Linked DNA regions of Homo sapiens: region 2 is linked to region 1. A link is an interaction called in ENCODE POLR2A ChIA-PET data of the cell type or tissue named here. Cell type or tissue: HepG2. All regions are shown on one strand. Links, peaks and the distances in the headings refer to the core of each region. The heading gives the core; the rest is flanking DNA. Region 1 has its middle 21 kb from the start of SMCR2. Region 2 has its middle 34 kb from the start of MED9.

Evidence for each region. Peaks named below come from ENCODE experiments on the same cell type or tissue, not always from the same donor. Only the 100,000 strongest peaks of a DNase experiment are listed, where the experiment ranks them.
Region 2: POLR2A ChIA-PET joins it to region 1 with 10 read pairs; 4 of 35 experiments call an interaction of 5 or more read pairs at or near these places.

Annotation. Positions count from the first base shown.
Region 1 is chr17:17,653,820-17,659,189 of GRCh38, reverse strand. No RefSeq gene overlaps it. Among named protein-coding and RNA genes, the nearest start is that of SMCR2, 21 kb to the left of the region's middle. In HepG2, for the core only: no CTCF peak of the experiment used is centred there; no DNase peak of the experiment used is centred there; H3K27me3 peaks cover 22 bases.
Region 2 is chr17:17,440,507-17,445,876 of GRCh38, reverse strand. No RefSeq gene overlaps it. Among named protein-coding and RNA genes, the nearest start is that of MED9, 34 kb to the left of the region's middle. RefSeq lists enhancers at 1-84, 3,269-4,114. In HepG2, for the core only: no CTCF peak of the experiment used is centred there; a DNase peak (open chromatin) is centred at 2,436; H3K4me3 peaks cover 796 bases.

The DNA.
Region 1 (5,370 bases), core at 161-5,160:
TATCTTGGGTGAGGTGTCTGTTTAGATCTTTTGTTTTTTAGAGATGGGGTCTTGCTATGCTGCCCAGGCTGAACTTGAACTCCTGGGATCAAGCAATCCTCCTGCCCTACCCTCCTTAGTATCTGGGACTACAGCAGTATGCCACCACATCCATCCCTATTTTTTAACTGGATTGTTCATTTTCTTACTGTTGAGTTTTAAGAGTTCTTCATAAATTTTGGATAACAGCCCTTTATCAGATATGTCTGTGGCAAATATTTTCACCCAGTCTCTGGCTTGGCTTTTCATTCTCTTGACAGCCTTTTGTAGAGCAGAGCAGAAGTTCTTTATTTTAATGAGGTCCAACTTACTAATTCTTTCTTTCACAGATTGTCCCTTTGGTGTCGTATCTAAAAAGACATTGTGCGACCTTGATTGATTGATTGATTTATGGAGACAGGGTCTTGCTCTGTCACCCAGGCTGGAGTGCAGTGTGGGCAATCACAACTTGCTGCAGTCTTAAACTTCTGGGCTTAAGTGATCCCCCTGCCTCAGCCTCCCCAGTAGCTGGGACTGCCAGTGTGTGCCACCATGCCTGGCTAATTTTTAATTTTTTTGTAGAGACGTGGTACTTCACTATATTGTCCAGGCTGATCTTGAGCTCCTGGCCTCAACTGATCCTCCTGCCTCTGCCTCCCAAAGTGCTGGGATTACAGGCATGAGCCATGCACTGCCCAGGTGCAAACTTTGTTCTTAAAAGCTGGCCAGGCACAGAGGCTCAATGCCTATAATCCCAGCACTTTGGGAGGCCGAGATGGGCAGATCACTTGAGGTCAGGAGTTCAAGACCAGCCTGGCCAACATGGTGATACCCCATCTCTACCAAAAAATACAAAAATTAGCAGAGCATGGTGGCAGGTGTCCGTAGTCCTAGCTACTCAGGAAGCTGAAGCAGGAGAATTGCTTGAACCTGGGAGGCGGAGGTTGCAGTGAGCCGAGATCATGCCAGCCTGGGCAACAGAGTGAGACCCTCTCACCACTCACAAAGCTGCAGCTGGAGCCAGTGACACTGCTGTAGGGACACGTGCCTTTGCAGCAGGGAGGAGCTTCTCCCACACTTTCCCACCAGAAAGCATTCTGGTCACACATGTCAGTGAATCTAATGGTCAGAGCCAAGTTCACATCTAGAACCGAGCTGCAAGGGAGTCTGGGACTATGATTTCAGGTTTCCAGACTCACTATTCAGGAAAGCATATGAAAAGGAGGTAGGGACAGGGGCTGTAGGCCACTTGACTTTGGTCAATGCAGGGGGGCAGTGGGAATTGAGGGGGGGTCACCACTGCAAATGAGAAGAGGCAGAGCATGAGACATGGGAAGGATACCAGGAGGGGTGAGCAGGCTCAGACTGGGTAGAGGGTTGAAAGGAAGAGGGTGCCCCAAGGAAAGAGCAGAGGCCAGAGGTTGGCACTGGCCAGGTGGAAAAGGCTGGGGATGAGATGAGAGAGGGAGGGGGTAGATTACAGTGTGACCCTGGATGTAATGGGTTGAATAGTGTCAAAATTCATGTCCAACCTGACTGTTAGGATTCGACCTTACTTAGAAACAGGGTCTCTGTAGATATAATTAGTTACAGATCTCAAGGTGAAATCATTCTGGATTTAGCTTGTAATCTTAGTGCTTTGGGAGACCACTGAGGAAGGAGGATCACTTGAGGCCAGGAGTTCAAGGCTGATCTATCATCGCACCACTGCACTCCAGCTTGGATACAGCACTGCACTCCAGCTTGGATGACAGAGCAAGACCCTGTCTCAAAAAAAAAAAAAAAAAAAGAGAAAAAAAAAAAAAAAACAGGGGAGGACACAGAGACACACATCTTCCCATGTGAAGACTAAGGCAGAGATTGAAGTGATGCAGCCACAAGCCAAGGAATGCTGGGAGGCAGGAAAAGATCCTTCCCTAGAGCCTCTGGAGGGAATGCAGCCCTTTCAGATACCCTGATTTTGGACCTCCAGCTCCAGAACTTCAAGAGAATAAATTTGTTGTAAGCCACCTTGTTTGTATTGCTTTGTTACAGCAGCCACTGAAAATGAATACACTGGCCGAGTGAGAAAGTTTTGATGTTTGTCCCCTCCACATTTCATGTTGAAATGTGATCCCCAATATTAGATATGGGGGCTGGGCATTGTGGCTCACACCTGTAATCCCAACAATTTGGGAGGCCAAGACAGGTGGATTGCTTGAGTTCAGGAGTTCGAGACCAGCCTGGACAACATAGTGGGACCCCATCTCTAAAAAAAAGATCCAAAAGTAGCCACATGTGGTGGCACATGTCTGTAGTCCCAGCTACTTGGAAGGCTGAGGTAAGATGATTGCTTGAGCCCAGGAGGTTGAGGTTGCAGTGAACTGTGGTCGCACCATTGCACTCTAGCCTGGGAGACAGAGCAAGACCCTGTCTCCAAAAAAAAAAAAAAAAAAATATATATATATATATATATATATATGTGTGTGTGTGTGTGTGTGTATATATATGTGTATATATACACACACATATACACACACACATATATAATGTGTGTGTGTATATATATATATATATATATATATATATATATATACCTATTTTATTTTATTTTATTTTATTTTGAGACGGAGTCTTGCTCTGTGGCCCAGGCTGGAGTGCAGTGGCGTGATCTCTGCTCACTGCAAGCTCCGCCTCCCAGGTTCACGCCATTCTCCTGCCTCAGCCTCCTGAGTAGCTGGGACTACAGGCACCTGGCACCACGCCTGGCTAATTTTTTGTATTTTTAGTAGAGACGGGGTTTCACTGTGTTAGCCAGGATGGTCTCGATCTCCTGACCTCGTGATCCGCCCGCCTCGGCCTCCCAAAGTGCTGGGATTACAGGCGTGAGCCACCACGCCCAGCCTATATACCTATTTTACACACACACACACACACACGTGTGTGTGTGTGTGTGTGTGCATATATATATGAGTATATGAGGTGGGGGCTGGTGGGAGGTGTTGGGGTCATGGGGGGTGGATCGCTCATGAATGGCTTGGTCCCTCCCTACAGCAATGAATTCACACGAGATTTGGCACCTCCTTTGCTTTCTCTCCTGCTCCCTCTCACCATGTGACACACCTGCTCTCTCTTCACTTCCCACCATGATCAGAGGCTTCTTGAGGCCCTCACCAGAAGCAGATGCAAGCCCTGTGCTTTCTGACCAGCCTGCAGAGCCGTGAGCCAAATAAACCTCCCTCCCCTCCCTTCTCTCCCTCCCTCCCTCCCTCTTTCTTTCTTTCCTTTCTCTCTCCCTCCCTTTCTTTCTCTTTCTTTCTTTCTTTCTTTCTTTCTTTCTTTCTTTCTTTCTTTCTTTCTCTCTCTTTCTCTCTCTTTCTGTGTTTCGCTCTTGTCGCTCTCTCTCTCTCTCTCTTTCTCTCTTTCTGAGTTTCGCTCTTGTTGCCCAGGCTGGAGTGCAATGGCATGATCTCGGCTCACCGCAATCTCCACCTCCCAGGTTCAAGCAATTCTCCTGCCTCAGCCTCCTGAGTAGCTGGGATTACTGGCATGTGCCACCACGCCCAGCTAATTTTGTATTCTTTGTAGAGATGGGGTTTCTCCATGTTGATCAGGTTGGTCTCGGAGTCCCGACCTCAGGTGATCCACCTGCCTTGGCCTCCCAAAGTGCTGGGATTACAGGCGTGAGCCACCGCGCCTGGCCAAACCTTGTTTCTTTATAAATTACCCAGCCTCAGATATTCCTTTATAGCAACAGAAATGGACTAATACAGAATTGGTACCAAGGAGTGAAGTGTTGCTATAAACATACATGAAGATGTGGAAGCAGATTTGGAACTGGGTAATGGCTAGAGGTTGGAAGAGTTTGGAGGGCTCAGAAGAAGACAGGAAGATGAGGGGAGGTTTGGAACTTTTTAGAGAACTGTTAACTAGTGTGACCAAAATGCTGACAGAAATATGGACAGTGAGGGCCAAGCTGATGAGGTCTCAGATGGAAATGAGGACTTTATTAGAAACTGGAGCAAAGGTCACTCTTGCTATGCTGTAGCAAAGAACTTGGTTGCACTGTGTCCATGCCCAAGGGATTGGTGGAAGATTGTACTTCAGAGTGGTGATCTAGCGTATTTGGTGGAAAAAAATTCTTTTTCTTTTTTATTTTTTTTGAGATGGAGTCTCTCTCTGTCACCCAGGCTGGAGTGCAGTGGCACGATCTCAGCTCACTGCAACCTTCACCTCCCAGGCTCAAGCAATCCTCCCACCTCAGCCTCCTGAGTGGCTGGGACCACAGATGTGTGACACCATGCATGGCTAATTTGTATTTTTTGTAGAGATGGGGTTTGCCATGTTGCCCAGGCTGGTCCCAAACTCCTGAGCTTAAGCGATCTGCCCGCCTTGGCCTCCCAAACTGTTGGGATTATAGGCATGAGCCACTGTGCCCAGCCTGGTGGAACAAATTTCTAAGCAGCAAAACATTCAAGATGTGGCCTGGCTGCTTCTAACAACCTGTGATCAGATATGGGAGCAAAGAAATTACTTAAAATTGGAATTTATATTTAAAAGGGAAGCAGAGCATAAAACTGTGGAAAATTTGCAGCCCGCCTATATGGTAGAGAGGGAAAGAACATTTACAGGAGAGGAATACTAACTGGCTGTGGAGCAAGCCCTTTCTAGAGAAATTAGCTTGACTAAAAGAGAGCCAGGTGCTAATAGGCAAGACTATGAGAAAATGGTCTCAAAGGCATTTCAGAAGTCTTCAGGGCCAGGCGCACCTGTAATCCCAGCACTCTGGGAGGCCAAGGCAGGAAGATCGCTTGAGGTCAGGAGCTTGAGACCAGACTGGCCAACATGGTGAAACCCCATCTCTACTAAAAATACAAAAATTAGCTGGACGTGGTGGCAGGCACCTGTAATCCCAGCTACTCGGGAGGCTGAGGCAGAAGAATCACTTGAACCCAGGAGGAGGAGGTTGCAGTGAGCTGAGGTCGCACCACTGCACTCCAGCCTGGGCAACAGAGTGAGACTCTGTCTCAAAAAAATAATAATAAAAATAAAAAATAAAAAGAAGTCTTCAGGACAGTATTTCCCATCACAGGATCAGAGGCCTAGGAGGAAAGACTGGTTTTGGGAGCCAGGCCCAGGGCCCCGTTTCCCTGTGCAGCCTTGGGACACTGCTCCCCACACCCCAGCTGCTCCAGCTCCAGCGTCAGTTCAAAGGGCTCTGGGTATAGCTCTGACTGCTGCTCCAGAGGGTGTAAGCCATAAGCCTTGGCAGCTTCCATGTGGTGTTAAGCCTTCAGGTGCACAGAGTGCAAGAGTGAAGGAGGTTTGGCAGCTCCGCCTGGATTTCAGAAGATGTATCATAAAGCCTGGGTA
Region 2 (5,370 bases), core at 150-5,149, 210 kb after region 1:
GTTTTTATTTACACTCTGATAGGAGGAGTAGAAGTGGACCCAGACCTTGAGGAGCCTAAAATTTTTCTGCAGAGGCAGGCGGGACCTGATATGGCAAGTGAACATCAAGGCCTGCCTTGCCTCACAGGGCAGCTGGGGACCAACCCATACGAATCCAACATGCGGAGGAAGCCAGAGCCGGAGCAGGAGGCAGAGACCTGAGGATGGGCTGGAGCCTGTGTGCGGGGCTTTCTGTCACTTGCAGAGTCCTGGCTGGTACACTGAGGAGCACTAGCTTGTATGGCATTCTTTCCATGATTGGAGTTCAACGATGGGAGACCAGGGAGATGGAGTAGTTTGAGCTCCTGGGGAATGATAACATCTGGATCCTGAGAGGGGAGGAAAAGCAAACGCCAGCAATGACATAGGATCAGAAAGGTGCTCAGCATGGGGCTGTCTGTGGGAGGGGCCCAGGTGCTGGCACCTACGTGACTGAGGGCTTGTGGGAGGGGGAGGGAAACTGCTTTGCAACAGCAGGGGACCCAGGTGGGGTATGTGTGGGGTATGTCCCAGTCACCTCAGGGAAGGGGGGCATTGAAGGGTGTGCTCAGGATCCACCTCTTCCCCGAGTTCTCCCTTGATGCAAGCAGCCTAGGATCAGACTTCCTTGAATTCTAGCTCATCTGCCAGGGAGGCACTACTTCAGCCAGAAGACCGCCTGGAGGACTTCATGGGGCTTCAGAACCCAGGGCACTCCTGCCACATGTTATCAATGACTTTGCAGTATTGTGATAGTGTGTGATACCACCCGTCATATGCAGTAACAAGGAGGGAGACTGACCGAACTTTGAAGGCATCCTTCCTGTTAGAATTTCAACTACCTCCATATCTAGTACAGGAGAGGGAAGTAAATGCAGTGGAAATCTGATTTTTTTTTTCACTCTGTTCCCCAGGCTGGAGGGCAGTGGCACAATCTCGGCTCACTGCAACCTCCGTCTCCTAGGTTCAAACGATTCTCCTACCTCAGCCTCCCGGGTAGCTGGGATTACAGGCATGTGCCACCATGCCCGGCTAATTTTGTATTTTTAGTAGAGATGAGGTTTCTCCATGTTGGTCAGGCTGGTCTCGAACTCCTGACCTCAGGTGATCCATCCGCCTTGGCCTCCCAAAGTGCTGGGATTACAGGCATGAGCCACCACACCTAGTCCCTGATTTTGTTTTATCGGCAAATTCACTGTTGAGGGTTGGAGCAGCCTGTGATATCCGTGTGAGTCCATTTGTGAAACTGAAACTTTGTAACAAGAACTAAGATAGTTATTGAGAAGTGCTTTGAAAATGATCCAAGGAAGCTTTCCAAAGTGACTCTGTCCCTGGGAAGGGAGGAAGGGACCACAATATGCCTGTATCAGATTTCTACTGCTGTGTAACAAATGACCCCAAAACTTAGTGGCTTGAAACAACAATGAACATTTATTATTTCATAGTTTCTGTGGGTCAGGAATTCAGGAGTGGCTTAGCTGGGTGGTTCTGGCTCAGGGATTTCATGGGGTTGCAGTCAGGGTATCAGCTGGGGTTGTGTCATTAGAGGCTGAACTGGGGCTGGAGGATTTACCTCTGAGGTGGTGCACCCACATGCCTGGCAGGTTGGTGCTGGCTGTTGGTGGGAGGCCTCAGTTTCCCACCACATGGACTCCTCTACAGAGCTGCTTAAGTGTCCTTACAACATGGCAGTTGGCTGCTCCCGAGGAAGTGATTCAAGGAGAGCAAGGCAGGAACCATGTCTTTTATGGCCTAGCCTTGGACATCATTTCTGCAGTCCTACTGGTTGCCAGATGGGTCCTATTCAGTGAAGAGGGGACTCTCCAGGATGTGACTACTGGGGCTCACTGGGCAGCATCTCAGAGCTGCCACCATGCTGCTGCGTGGTTGGCCCATCTGGAACACTTAGTCTTCAGTCACTTGGTTTGATTCAAGAACAAAGAGTTAGAAACTCTTCACCTTTTGAATGCAAGGAAGTAGGCTGACCCCTCAAAGTGTGCCAGACAAGCCATTTTAAGCATAGTTGGGTGAGATGCAAAGAGGAAGCCTGCATATTCGCTGCTTACGTGAAATGTTTGGCGCCTACTCATGCTTTCTATCCACAGAGTCTCACTGATAGTTTGTCAGCCTTGCATCCCATCTGCCCCATGTGGGTCCTGTGAAGCTGCTGGTCAACCTATCCCCTGGCTTTGGGGGAATGCAACCCATGTCTGGCCAACTGTGGTGCCCCATTTCCCAGTCTAGAGTTGTTGGTCCAAGAGGAGGCTCTCTCTTACTCTGAAATCATGAGCTGAGGGTTTACTGTGTATGCCTGAAGCTATCAGACAATGAAGAAAGAAGAGAGAGAAAGAGAGAGATTTGAGCACCTGGGTCCAGCTATGACTGAAGCTAGCAAGACACCCATCTTTGTTCTCTGAAATTATGTAAGAAAGTAAACTCCCTTTTTGGAATTTTGCTTGTTTACTTTTGCTTAAGTTAACTTGAGCTGGAATTTCATCATCACAATTAAAAACATCCTAACAACTTATCCCTTGAAAATCATGTGCTTTGCGCCCAGCCAGCCGCCCCGTCAGGGAGGGAGGTGGGGGGGTCAGCCCCCCGCCAGGCCAGCCGCCCCGTCCGGGAGGGAGGTCGGGGCGTCAGCCTCCAGCCCGGCCAGCCGCCCCGTCCGGGAGGTGAGGGGCGCCTCTGCCTGGCCACCCCTACTGGGAAGTGAGGAGCCCCTCTGCCCGGCCAGCGGCCCCGTCCGGGAGGGAGGTGGGGGGGGTCAGCCCCCCACCCGGCCAGCCGCCCCGTCCGGGAGGGAGGTGGGGGGGGTCAGCCCCCCGCCCGGCCAGCCGCCCCGTCCGGGAGGGAGGTGGGGGGGGTCAGCCCCCCGCCCGGCCAGCGGCCCCGTCCGGGAGGGAGGTGGGGAGGTCAGCCCCCCGCCAGGCCAGCCGCCCCGTCCGGGAGGGAGGTCGGGGCGTCAGCCTCCCGCCCGGCCAGCCGCCCCGTCCGGGAGGTGAGGGGTGCCTCTGCCTGGCCGCCCCTACTGGGAAGTGAGGAGCCCCTCTGCCCGGCCAGCCGCCCCGTCCGGGAGGGAAGGTGGGGGGGTCAGCCCCCCGCCCGGCCAGCCGCCCCGTCCGGGAGGGAGGTGGGGGGGGTCAGCCCCCCGCCCGGCCAGCCGCCCGGTCCGGGAGGGAGGTGGGGGGGGTCAGCCCCCCGCCCAGGCCAGCCGTCCCGGTACCGGGAGGGAGGTGGGGGGGGTCAGCCCCCCACCCGGCCAGCCGCCCCGTCCGGGAGGGAGGTGGGGGGGTCAGCCCCCCGCCCGGCCAGCCGCCCCGTCCGGGAGGGAGGTGGGGGGGTCAGCCCCCCGCCCGGCCAGCCGCCCCGTCAGGGAGGGAGGTGGGTTCAGCCCCCCGCCAGGCCAGCCGCCCCGTCTGGGAGGGAGGTCGGGGCGTCAGCCTCCCGCCCGGCCAGCCGCCCCGTCTGGGAGGTGAGGGGCGCCTCTGCCTGGCCGCCCCTACTGGGAAGTGAGGAGCCCCTCTGCCAGGCCAGCCGCCCCGTCCGGGAGGGAGGTGGGGGGGTCAGCCCCCCGCCCGGCCAGCCGCCCCGTCCGGGAGGTGAGGGGCGCCTCTGCCCGGCCGCCCCTACTGGGAAGTGAGGAGCCCCTCTGCCCGGCCACCACCCCGTCTGGGAGGTGTGCCCAACAGCTCATTGAGAACGGGCCAGGATGACAATGGCGGCTTTGTGGAATAGAAAGGCGGGAAAGGTGGGGAAAAGATTGAGAAATCGGATGGTTGCCGTGTCTGTGTAGAAAGAAGTAGACATGGGAGACTTTTCATTTTGTTCTGTACTAAGAAAACTTCTGCCTTGGGATCCTGTTGATCTGTGACCTTACCCCCAACCCTGTGCTCTCTGAAACATGTGCTGTGTCCACTCAGGGTTAAATGGATTAAGGGCGGTGCAAGATGTGCTTTGTTAAACAGATGCTTGAAGGCAGCATGCTCGTTAAGAGTCGTCACCACTCCCTAATCTCAAGTACCCAGGGACACAAACACTGCTGAAGGCCGCAGGGTCCTCTGCCTAGGAAAACCAGAGACCTTTGTTCACTTGTTTATCTGCTGACCTTCCCTCCACTATTGTCCTATGACCCTGCCAAATCCCCCTCTGTGAGAAACACCCAAGAATTATCAATAAAAAATAAATAAATTAAAAAAAAACAAAAACAAAAACAAAAAAAACAGATGTGGAAAAAAAAAAAAAAAAAAAAGAAAATCATGTGCTTTGTAGCAGTAACAAACAAATGAAGAGCAGATTTTCACTTGATTAAAGCCTGACCAGACCAATGATCCATACCCTGCTGTCTGCGGCCTACAGAAACCGCCCTTCCTCCACCACCAAAGGAAAAAAGATAACACAAATTAGAAGAAACAAACAGACCTAAAGCAAGCCACAGCTGTCTCCTGGTTGGTGCCAACGCGCCAGCATTGAGCTGGCCCTGCCCGGATGGTTTTCTTGTCACCCTGGTTGTCCTCAAGCTCTGTGAGCATAAAGACTGTGTTTTCTGTGTTTTCACAGCCAACTTCATATAGGAGTTCACAAGCAGATATTCAAAAGTGGCTCCTTAAATAGACTAAAACGCATAACGCTTGCTTTTAAGTTAATAGCCAATGTTCAATGAGTCCTATGTTCCAGGCCTGGGGCTGAGTGCTTTACCTGCGATGGCTCACTCAATCACCATGAGTGGAAGGTGGTTTCTATTATTATCCTCATTTTACAGATGAGAAGACTGAGGCCCCAGGAGTTGGCGATTTTCCTAACGTCACAGGCTGCTAGAGCTCATCTGAACGCTAACACCTTTTACTTGTTTATTTCACCCTGAAACATTGACATTGCTGACATGCTATAGGACTTCAATTCCTTTATGATGGAGAAATGAAAATAAATATCACCCCACTACCATCACTAAACACACACACACACACCCCTCTCTCACCGCCCTGGCCAAAGGCCTGAAACCAAAACACGGTGTTCTCTCTGCATTATTAGCCATTACCACCCGTAAGGAACCCAAGCAATGTTTTTCCGAGAAGGCCCAGGGTACAGGGGGTGCCATTCATGGAGAGCTCAAGTGCCCAGCCTGGCATTTCACAGGCCACTTGTGCATGTCTAATTGTCTTTTCTGTGTCAGGAGGGCGGGCTGTGTTTGTCAGAGGCTCATTAGGACCCTGGCCAAGGGGTTGTTTGTGATTTCAGGGCTGGGTGAGGAAAGTGCAGGGTGAGGGTTTCTGTTCCGAATGGACCTCCTGCCGAGCGCTGAGTCAAGGTTGCCAGCCAGCACCAGCCTCCCCTTCCCCCCTTTTTGGTTGG